Linked DNA regions of Homo sapiens: region 1 is linked to region 2. Evidence: chromatin loops called from intact Hi-C (ENCODE). Cell type or tissue: OCI-LY7. All regions are shown on one strand.

What was found. Hi-C counts contacts between places; a loop is a spot of excess contacts. Peaks named below come from ENCODE experiments on the same cell type or tissue, not always from the same donor. Only the 100,000 strongest peaks of a DNase experiment are listed, where the experiment ranks them.
Region 1: a loop joins it to region 2, with 2.3 times the contacts of the local background. A loop is called at or near these places in 2 of 110 quality-filtered maps.

Annotation. Positions count from the first base shown.
Region 1 is chr2:229,779,898-229,782,397 of GRCh38, forward strand. The region is part of intron 34 of TRIP12 (thyroid hormone receptor interactor 12); the gene reads right to left. Among named protein-coding and RNA genes, the nearest start is that of DNER, 67 kb to the left of the region's middle. In OCI-LY7, CTCF peaks have their summits at 1,056 (motif pointing right) and 1,263; a DNase peak (open chromatin) is centred at 1,064.
Region 2 is chr2:230,146,961-230,149,460 of GRCh38, forward strand. No RefSeq gene overlaps it. Among named protein-coding and RNA genes, the nearest start is that of SP110, 72 kb to the right of the region's middle. In OCI-LY7, no CTCF peak of the experiment used is centred here; a DNase peak (open chromatin) is centred at 1,531.

The DNA.
Region 1 (2,500 bases), 370 kb before region 2:
CCCGCCAGATCAGACCATAAACAAAGATATGCAGGTAGTGACAAGTTCATATCACAGGTTATACTCTAAGTCTAACTGTAACCCTGTCAAGAAGGCAACATTTATAGATTACTTGTAAACAAAGGGTACTATTTTAGCATTATTACAGTTACTCTTAAAAATTACCCACACTAGCTTAAAAGTTTAGAGGTAGTCCACTAAACGTTTAACTCTCTCAAAACAGAGATCTGCTTGGGCCTAGTGGTGCTTTCCTGATTAACCCCAATCCTATTAGAATTCCACACCAGTAAATGGTATCACCATTAAACCCAAAATGAATAATCCCACCAAATCCTTAGAGCCGTCCTTGGCCATTCTTTAAACTCGCATAATCCAATCCATCAGAGTAAATACAATAAGCGCTGCCTTCAAAATGCATTCTAAACTAATTACCAACTTTACCCAGCTGCCATTCTCTGTCATCTGGTCCACTGCTAAAGCCTCCTAGATGGTCTCTGCACTAGCATTCCCGACATCTTGTATCCCATTCTCACAGGAGCAAGCGTAATCCTTACAAAACACAAGTTCGCGGCATCCCTTTGCTACTTTCCAAAGGTTTTCCATCTCATTCAAAGCACAGCTCCAGTTCTTACCACGGCCTACATGACCCCTCTGCCCACCCTGCTCAGTCTCTCTGACTCCTACTACTCTGCCCTTGCTCTCTATGCTCGAGCCACACTCATCCTCCAACAGGCTAGGAACACTGCTTCTCTGTTCTTGTGCTAGAGATACTCTTCCCCCAGACGCAATGACTTGCCTCCACTCAAATGTCCTCAGACTGCCCTACGCATCCCCATAATGCTTCATCCTCTTATTTTTACTTTTCTTCCACATGGCCTAACATATATGTGTACATGAATGTGTGTGTATGTATTGGCCTCCCCAAACTAAAAGATAAGCTCCATCATGGGGGTGGGAGTACTTTGTATATTCTGTTCTGCACTGAATCCCAAGCACTAGAGGCCTGAGGAACAAAAGAGAAGCAAAGAAAAACCTGCAGTAACACATGGTATCCACTAGATGGTGCTAGTCAATTCTCCTTTTGGCATAACATTATCCCAGGTTCAACAGAAGTCACAGATCAAATTAGTCTATTTCCTTCATCCAATGCTGTTGTTTCTAAAAGGATTCTTAAAATATTAAATCACTAAAAGCACTTCCTCTGTGAGCCTCTGCAGAAGGTGGAAGGCCCAGGTCATGTTTGCTTTGCTGATACAACCTGGGGGTGGCCAGCACCCCCACAGAGTAACCTGATCTCTTCAGGGATTATCATTCTACCCAACTACACCACTAAAAGTGTAGGTACTTGGTTGAGCTTCATTTTTCTTTTTAAAGGAAAGGAAAGCATAAAACCCCAGAAACAGAAAAACAAAAGTTTGACAACTTGACTTAAAATGGAATCTTTTTCTCTCAAAACTAACACATACTGGCACTTATTATGTGACAATGGTCTGAGTGTTTCACACATTGCAGCTCATTTTATCATTCTAACAACATGAGGAGGCAGCTGCACTAATTATGTAAAGGGCTGAGAGGACACTGATGAGTTTATGTTAACTTGCCCAAAATCACATAGCCAGTAAGTGGGCAGGCCAGGCTCCACATTCCCTGCTCCTGATCTTCCACATTCCCAAAAGGATACTGGGTCACTGGGTCATTTGTAACCCTAATCCTGGGGGTTTGGGTGGCTTGTGAGCCCAAAGACTGGTATAATCCTTCCCTGGCTTACCAATCATCCCAATTCAAATAGGAGCCCACACTGTGACCTGACATTTTCACTGGGATTCTTCTAGAGCTAGTTAGAAATTCTTCCTAAAGGCCACCAGCTGACATGTACAGCTGAATTTGAATCATAACCTGAAGCCCTATGCATCTCACAAAGTCAGTGCTTGTGAGGTAGGGGTGGAGGTACTTTCCCCTTCCCCAGTGAAGCAGCTCCTGGAATCTTTTCCGAGGTCAACAGGTAAGACCCATGAAGGAAGGGCATAAAATCTTGACCTTACATTAGCAATCCAATCCTGCTCCTTAGAACAACCTGTGTGAAGACATTTTGAGCTTGTTTAGGTTTCACGCAAGATGCAATTTTAACAGAACCATGAGGGATGAGAGAGGAAAGATATTTCCTGGCAAGAGAAAAATATGCTGAAGAAAGTGGAATGTACGTTTAAAGAGACTAAAAACATACCAAATGGTTAGAGCAAAGGTCCTGCAGTCTCATAAGTAACAAATTTGGATGCACCAACATATAAGAATCGCATCCTCTGAGCAACAGCCATGATCAAGCTAGATTCAAAAAATCCGTATCTCTTATGCCAGCAGTCCAGGGCCTCCACTCCATCTGGCCTCCTCCTTTCTATCCCCCTTCTCCCAACACTTCTACAGCAGTACTAACTTCTGCCACTCACCACCAAGCCTGACCCTTTGCTCAGGCCCCATCTCCTACTAGAAAATGGTTCCTCAA
Region 2 (2,500 bases):
CACAGTCTTTTGAAAAAGTGACTAGACAAAACTATGGGATCTCATCTAAGATTTCATCCTAGGGAGGTAAAGGTTGGATTTGAAAATAGGGTTTGAATGGGCCCCAGGAAAAAGAATCAAGCTGTTTCTTGCTTGCATACTAGTATGTCTTGCTATTTCAATATAAAGGTTACCAGTTAACTACTAACAAGATCACTATTCATCATTAAGAATCTGTTAATGGCTAATTTGAAAGGAAATTTTATTTCTAGTTGTGATATATAGGTATACATGTTACCTAAAGCTAAGTATAGTATAGATGCTATGTGTATATGCATATGTATGTGTATAGAGAAATTTATATTCCTGTCCATATATACAATTATAGGACCATTCTGGGCCAATTGAATCTAGACTATTTCCATGAGTTAAGGTCAGATGAACCTTAGTTGTAATTATTATACTTACAGTTTATGTAGCACTAACAATTTTTTAAAAATCAGAAACATCAGTCAATCATTTGCTTTGCTTTGGATATAAGGACTTTTTCTGCCCATGTTCTCACGTTATCTCCATATCTACCACCACAGATCTCCTAGTTAAAGGCAAATAACCACAACACAGGCAAAAATAAGAGAGCATGTGACTGAGAGACAGTGATATATTATTTCCATGGATCCCCAGGTGCTCATTCTTTTTACATTTTAATGTAAAATGTAAAATCTAGATGTGTTTTTCAAAAAGACTAAAAAGTGCTGTCCAGCTTCTGTGCCATGGCCTGTGCGTCTATGACCTCAGACATTATTCCAGGGAGCATCTTAGGGCAAGAGCAATCCCCTGATGTTTCAGTCAGCAGCCATTTACAAACCATTAGAGGAAGGAATGTGAGTCCAGGTTTTTGTTTGAAAATTCCTCATTGACACCTTGTTGTAATAAGATCAAGACATTTACCAATAATTAGTCCCTTCTTTAAGCCAATGGGAAACTCGAACTTCTCCTATCTTTTTGAGATTAGGTGAAGCCATGTGTACTTTTTTCATTGTCTATTCCTGTGTAATAAATCACCCTCCAAACCTAGAGGCCTATTATCTCACTGTTTCTGTGGATCGAGAATTCAGACAGGACACAGACATATGGGAGGTGCCTCATCTGGAAGACTGGAAGGCTGAGGGGCTGGGATCACCTGGAGGCTTGATGGAGGCTGGAGGATCCACTCTGAGGGACCCACTCACACACCCAGTGGGTTGGTACTGGCCAACTGGTTCCTCTCCACATAGGCTTCTCTTCATCTGGTGCTCTCAAAGGGCTGCTCGAGTGTCCTTGTGACATGATGGCTGGCCTTCACCAGAATGCACCATCTGAAAGTGGGCCCACACCAGTTGAAGGTATTCTTTTTGCATTTGGCCTCTCGGGTCACATATTTCAATGTCTGCCATAGTCGTAGCGAGGCAGTAGGTCTGGCCCACATGCAAGGGAAGGGGAATTAGTCTCCACCTTTTGAAGATGGGTAGATACATTTTTAAACTACTGGTCCGTGTGACTGGTTTTGCAAATAGGAAGTGACACCTGTCACTTTTGAAGGAAAGCCTGTAAGAGGTGGTGTGTGATTTTCCACATTCTGGTCCCCTGTCAATATTGAGGGTGCACGTGTTCACATGGAGGACTAAAGCTGAACTGTTACACGGGGTGGCTGCCCTAGAAAGTAGCCCTGACCCACCAGGGATCTCGTATGAGTGAGAAATAAACCTTTGTTTTAAGCCACTGAGATTTGGGGATAGTTACTGCAGCATAACTAACTCTATCCTGATGAATATTCTCCTGCAACCAAATGTGAGAAACAGCTGTCAGTGGCCCAAAGAGAATCCTGGAGACTGCAGTATATCTTTTTAAAAGATACACTTGGCTGGGCGCGGTGGCTCACACCTGTAATCCCAGCACTTTGGGAGGCCGAGGCAGGTGGATCACGTGAGGTCAGGAGTTCGAGACCAGCCGGGCCAACATGGCGAAACCCCATCTCTACTAAAAGTACAAAAATTAGCTGGGCGTGGTGACACGCACCTGTAATCCCAGCTACTCAGGAGGCTGAGGCAGGAGAATCGCTTGAACCCAGGAGGCAGAGGTTGCAGTGAGCCGAGATTGTGCTACTGTACTCCAGCCTGGGCAACAAGAACGAGACTCCGTCTCAAAATAAATAAATAAATAATAAATAAATAAATAAAAGATACACTGCATTACCAATTCTCCCAGTGGCATACAGTCGGGGCTGGCAAACCACGGTCCACAGGTTAAATCCAGCCTACCATTTGTTTTGTATAGCCTGCGAGTAAGAATGTTTTTTTTTTTTTTTTTTTTTTTTTTTTGAGACGGAGTTTCGCTCTGTCGCCCATGCTGGAGTGCAGTGGCGCGATCTCGACTCACTGCAAGCTCCGCCTCCCGGGTTCACGCCATTCTCCTGCCTCAGCCTCCCGTGTAGCTGGGACTACAGGCGCGCGCCACCATGCCCGGCTAATTTTTGTATTTT